Linked DNA regions of Homo sapiens: region 1 is linked to region 2. A link is a contact called in ENCODE Hi-C or POLR2A ChIA-PET data. All regions are on one chromosome and are shown on one strand. Each heading gives the region's core, a stretch centred on a gene start or an enhancer-like site at or near the end of the contact. The rest is flanking DNA. Distances are from core to core; before and after follow the strand shown.

The links. Hi-C counts contacts between places; a loop is a spot of excess contacts on that map. ChIA-PET counts read pairs that join two places held with the same protein, here RNA polymerase II (POLR2A). Pooled maps may share reads with other maps.
Region 1: a loop to region 2 is called in a pooled map, with 2.0 times the contacts of the local background. The contact joins two enhancer-like sites. A Hi-C loop is called at or near these places in 1 of 168 maps with a recorded cell type or tissue (naive thymus-derived CD4-positive, alpha-beta T cell) and 8 of 50 pooled maps. POLR2A ChIA-PET finds 5 or more read pairs at or near these places in 5 of 52 experiments (A549, CD4-positive, alpha-beta memory T cell, MCF 10A and 2 more).

What each region holds. Positions count from the first base shown.
Region 1 is chr2:9,797,893-9,800,718 of GRCh38, forward strand. No RefSeq gene overlaps it. Among named protein-coding and RNA genes, the nearest start is that of TAF1B, 44 kb to the right of the region's middle. RefSeq lists enhancers at 1,924-2,759, 2,760-2,826. Within about 2 kb of position 1,504, at least 13 of the 41 ENCODE cell types and tissues checked have a DNase peak (open chromatin) inside an H3K27ac peak, as active enhancers do.
Region 2 is chr2:9,702,441-9,705,156 of GRCh38, forward strand. The region is part of intron 3 of LOC105373418 (a long non-coding RNA gene); the gene reads left to right. Among named protein-coding and RNA genes, the nearest start is that of YWHAQ, 73 kb to the left of the region's middle. Within about 2 kb of position 1,396, at least 8 of the 41 ENCODE cell types and tissues checked have a DNase peak (open chromatin) inside an H3K27ac peak, as active enhancers do.

The DNA.
Region 1 (2,826 bases), core at 254-2,753, 96 kb after region 2:
ACCCTGGCACGGGTGCCGGCACATGTGCTGCCCAGGGCAGGCTCGGTGGACACATCTACAGTTCATTCTCCCACTTTAGTCCATTTGCTTAAGACACCCTTCCCTGGCAATCGGTAAGGTGCACACATACTGCCTGGGGCTCTCATTAAACTGCAGATTCCAGTTCTGTAGGTCTGGGAGGGGCCTATGATTGTGCAGTTCTAACCAGCTCCCAGGTGAGGCCAATGCTGCTGGCTCAGGGACCACACTTTTCACAGTGAAGCTTTAGAGCTCATTATCTTCCAGGAAGACAAATGCAATACAGGTGTTGCCTGTAGCCAATGCTTCAGCAAATGCTATGGATGCTGCGACTCTGAAACTGGCTGCACCTGCCCAGCAGTCCTGTGAGAGAGTCTGTTAATAAGTAGCAAAGTAGACTCCTCACTGAGGAGGGCAGTTCAGGGACTCGGAAGTCAGGGATGCCCAGAAGGTACACAAGGGGGCTGGGAATCCAGGCTGCAACCTCTAGGCCCAGAGGCCTGGGTGCCAGGCTCAACACAGTTGCTGCTCGCCCAGTGACCTCACGTGAGACACCTCCTCTCTCTGGGCCTCTGCACCTACTCTGGGTGGTACTATCTGCCATGAGAGTGAGATGGGAAACTCTTCCAAAGAAAGGAGGGCTGGATGCTGGTGAGTTGGCATTATTGGCAAGAGCAGATATGATCAGCCCTGACCATGGGCCAAACACCATTCTGCCCACTTTCTCTGTATCAGTGTGTTTAACCCTCAGGGCGACCCTCAGAGGTGGGCACTGTTCTTATTACCTTTTCACACAAGAGAAAACTGAAGCCCAGAGGACGCAATTGCTGTTAAGACCCCAGGCAGTCTGGCTCCCAGCCTTCTACTGAACCCTCTTGTCACTCTGCCTCTCCAGCCTGAAGCTCTGGAACCGTAATAGGTTCATGGCCTGACCCGTGCAGGAAGTCAATATGCAAGATGCCGCATTGCAGCAGAGAGAGAGGTCTAATCAATGCAGGGCCACCAAGTGAGGAGATGGGAGGAAACCCCCAATCCATCATCTCCCCAGGGAGTTCGGGGCTCGAATTTTTAAGGGTTTTGAAGTGGGTCAAAGTGTGGAGGTCCTTGATTGGTCGAAGAGTGCAGTCACGGGACAAGGAGATGAAGAAACCTCACTGTCACGCGGATTCCGTTCCTCTGTGGGGGTCTTCGAGCTGGTTGGCATCAGCTGTTCTGATGGAATTCAGGATCTGCTTAAGCAATTCTTAAACAAAATTCCTATGATTCTAAGGTCAGAGATCCTATCAATAGGAACCATGGGGATGTGAACTGTCCGTACCTAGGGCTACGTGACTTTTGGTTACAAGGAAGTGGGTCAAAGTACAGCCTGATGAATGCTTAATTATAGCTATATGACTGTCCGCAGTTCTTGTTAACCCTGTGAGGCTGGCTTCAGCTGGGTCTGCACTAGGTTAAGAAAGGGAGAAGAAGGGTGGGGACCTCAGCCCTTCCTTCCTGCCCAGACCACAGCCTGCAAACCTCCTCGGGTCCCCTCTGGCTCCAGGGCTCTCGCTGCAGACAGATCAGAAAGGACTCTGGGTCTGTCCCACCCCAGCCAGGCAGCCCAGAGCCCTCAGAGCAGGTGCTGCCCAAATGTTCCTGGGCATGGTGGGACCTTCTGCTAGGCAGGCTCTTCCTCATAGATTTGGGGGCTGCTTGTTTTAGGTTTAAAACAACCTGAGCTTCCCCCAGCCAAGTCCCTATCTCATTGTGTTGCCGTGGTCTGTTTGCCTGTCTGTCTTGTCCCCTAAACTTTGCACTCTCAGAAACGGGGCTGTGTTCCCTCCTCCCTAGGTCTCCAGCTCAGTGTCTTGCACACAGTGGGTGGTGAACTGACTTGCTCCTAGTTTCCCCTCTAGAGGTGCTGGGATGCAGTGACAACGCGCTTCCAGATCTTGCCACCAGAGGGCAGGAGCGCACAGCAGCCGAGTGTGAGCAGCGCGGCAGAGAGCAGGTCGGGCTGGGTGGGTCCCTGGACATCCAGCCGGCAGGGCAGGGAAGGGCCAGGCGCAGAGGGTAAATGAGGACAGGGCCTTGGGGGAGTCTCTTCATTTCCCATGCCGATTCCAGAGACTTCTTTTCTCTTCCTTCCCTTCCATTCCCCTGCCATCTCTTTTCCACTCCCTCCCCTTCCATGTTGACCAGGGTCCAATTTTGACTTTGTGTGACTTTGGGCCAGAAACCTCTTCTCTCTAAGTTGTAGTTTCCTCGTCTGTAAAATGGGGAAGTAGTGCTACCCAATTCTGGGCAGTTCCCTATCTTCCCTTCCTCAGGCTTTGGGACCCTCTGTAGGGCCACGCTTCTCGGCTCTTAGTGGGGAGCTCCAGACTGTGACCCAGGCAAAGCCAGGGGCCCTTTGAAGTGAGCTGCCTCCTCTGCCCCCTGCCTGGGAGAGGACACCTGCAGGCCTGGCCCTGTGGGGCCAGGTGGGCTGGCAGAGTGGATGGGCTGGGAGCTGTGGCAGCTGTGCCGGGTACACACAGGACATCAGCTGGGCCTGTTCCACTCAAGCATAGATGAGCAGGCAGGCATGAATGAATGAATGAATGAATGAATGAATGAATGAATGAAGAGTGAATGAATGAGTGAATGAATGGGAGAAATTCAGGCATGGCTTCAGAATACTTGTAGCAAAGGGATTTTCATACCCACTGCCAGTGGAACCTGGAAGCCTCCTAAGCCTCTCGGAGCCCAGCTTGAGTGGAGTCCACTGGGGGCTTGTCCTCTTTTTGAAGCCTCTTGTCCCTTTTGGACTCCTCACTGGCAGAA
Region 2 (2,716 bases), core at 146-2,645:
TAGGCTTTATCTCAGTTGATCTACTTGCTGTCCTTCCAACCCATGCTGAGGTTTTGCCTTCCTGCCTTTGTACACATTGTTCTCTCTGCCTGGAATGCCTTTCCTACTCATTTCTTGTCTGATGAAGTTTAACCGAAATGCTTTTTCAACACCTTTCCCAACCCCCCAGTTGGGGTTCTCCTAGGTGCTCCCCAGCACTTTGCTCATCTCTACCATGGCTCTCCAGATGTTCTACTCACCTAATTTAGGACTCTAGTCAGGCTCCTCCACCCGATAGGCTAGGAGAGCTTCCCAAGGGCAGGAGTGCATCTAATACATTTCCATGTCTGCCTTCCCCTAGTCACCCACCCCAGTTGACCTAACTTGTGTCTGGCATGGAGCCAGGCAATAATAGCTGCATCCACTGAATACTGACTATCTGCCATCTACTCTCCTATTTCATACTTATGGCAACCTTTGAATGTGGTAGAATAATTCCCATTCTTCAGATGAGAACATTGAGGCTCAGAGCGGCGATGTAGCCTGCAAGGGCACATAACTGGAAGCATCACAGCTGAGATCCAGACCCCAGTCTTTCTGACTTTAGAGCCCATGCTCTCCCACTACAGTCTACACTGGGGCTCAGTAAACATTTACTGAGTGAAAGAATAAATACGTGCAGAACCCAGCCAACAGAGAGCATCCCCGGAGGTGGGGCCAGGGCCCCAGGCACTCAGAGGAGGCAGGCCTCTGGCAGTAGCTAAGCAGATTCCCGTCTCAGATGTCAGCCCTGCCCACCCTTCTGTGCCCCCCCACCCCCCTGGTTGGTGTTTGTGGGACAGTTTCCACTGTGTTGCCTGGGAAACGAGGCATCCTGCCACCACCACTCCCCACCTCCGGGCTGCCAACACCTACCACGCCCGGCTTGGGGGTTTTGGCTGGTTTCCCTTGTGTCCTAGTCAGCTTGAGAAACCCTCGGATGCACTCGCCACTTTTACAGTGTGGCTTTGCTCATCTGGGTGGGAGGTACTGCCTGGGGTGAGCTCATCACCTCTGGTTCCTCAGTGCCACCCACTGATGTCTCTTGGCACTGAGTTCTTACAACTTGTTCCAGGGGATATTTGGTGGTTGATGGTCACCACCCATGTGTCATGGTCCCTGAGCATCCCCCGCCACCCCACTGCTCCCTATTTTGGCAGTTACTGTCACCCTCTAGGGATGCAGGGATGCAGTTTACCTATCTAGAGTGCGGTGATCAGGTGGGGAAGTACAAATGGCAATTGACAGCTAGAGAGCTTGAAACCCTCCCACTTGGCTCTGCTCACCCTGGACTCTGGGAGACCTCAGCTGCCCAGCAGTGGAGGCTGGGGCAGCAGAGGGGCCAGACCTGGGAGCCCAGAAGCCTGGATCTGAGTCTGACTCACTGCTAGCCTTTGACCTTTGGAGGCTTGGGCAAGCTGAGGAACTTCTCTGGTCTTAATCTCCACCCCCTGCTGGAGTAGGTGAGGTCAATGAGTGAGCGCATGTAACTTCCTCTTGGTAAGCCCTGGGTTCCTGGAGACAGGAGAGGGAGGGTGGTTTTCCAGGGGCATTTGTTGACATTTCTAGAGAATATCTGAGGCTTCGACAAAATCAGACCTCAGAAATGTGGGCCTGCCTTGCTGTTGTGGGGGATGGTGGCTGGAAAGTGGGGAGGGAGATGAGACCCCAGCTTTCTCTGGCTGTGGCCTGGGCAAGGCCCCCTACTCCCTGCCCGTGCTCCCTGTCTGTCCAGTAGCAGGCTCATGTGTGACTCTCTAGGGTACATGGCTATGTATATTCCTAAATCAAATTAAATCCCATTCCCGGCTGGGTGCAGGGGTTCACGCCTGTAATCCCAGCACTTTGGGAGGCCAAGGCAGGTGGATCACGAGGTCAGGAGATCGAGACTGTCCTGGCTAACACTGTGAAACCCTGTCTCTACTAAAAATACAAAAAAAAGCCAGGCGTAGTGGTGGGCGCCTGGAGTCCCAGCTACTCAGGAGGCTGAGGCAGGAGAATGGCGTGAACCCGGGAGGCGGAGCTTGCAGTGAGCCGAGATCACACCAATGCACTCCAGCCTGGGCAACAGAGCGAGACTCCGTCTCAAAAACCAAAAAAAAAAAAAAAAAAAATCAAATTCCTGCCCCCTACATCCTGCCATTTGGGGGACTTGTAGTATCAGTTATTCCTTGGTTCTTCCCTTCCCTATACCCCCTGTAATGTGCAAAATCCAAGCTGGTTCCTGCTAAGACACCCACTGCCCCAGCTCCAACCTCAGGCCCTGAGGAGAACTTGCTGCTTCTGAGCCTGTAGCCTGGGGCCTGGGGGTGATTGATGACCAGAGACCCTGGACCCTGAGCCCAGCCTCCCCTCCTCAGCATCATTGTCATCAGGCAGGTTGAGGACCTGCCAGTCATATGGCCTGATTGGCTCTTCACCTGCTCCCTAGGCGCCTGAAGCCCCCTCCCCTCCGCTCCAGAAGACATAGCACATGGGCTCCCCAGCTCATTCAGGCTGTTAAGGAAACAAAGGTCAGGGAGGAGCGAGGCTGTAATGCAACCTTCTGTGGCATAGGACAGAGCCTGGCTCTTCTGATGGGGGCAGCAGGTAGGGATAAAGCAAGGGAGAAAACCGCTTTTTCCACGTCCTTACATCTAGAGCCTCTTTCCATGAGGACACCCCATAGCCATGGGATGCAGAGAGCAACAGTTTACTT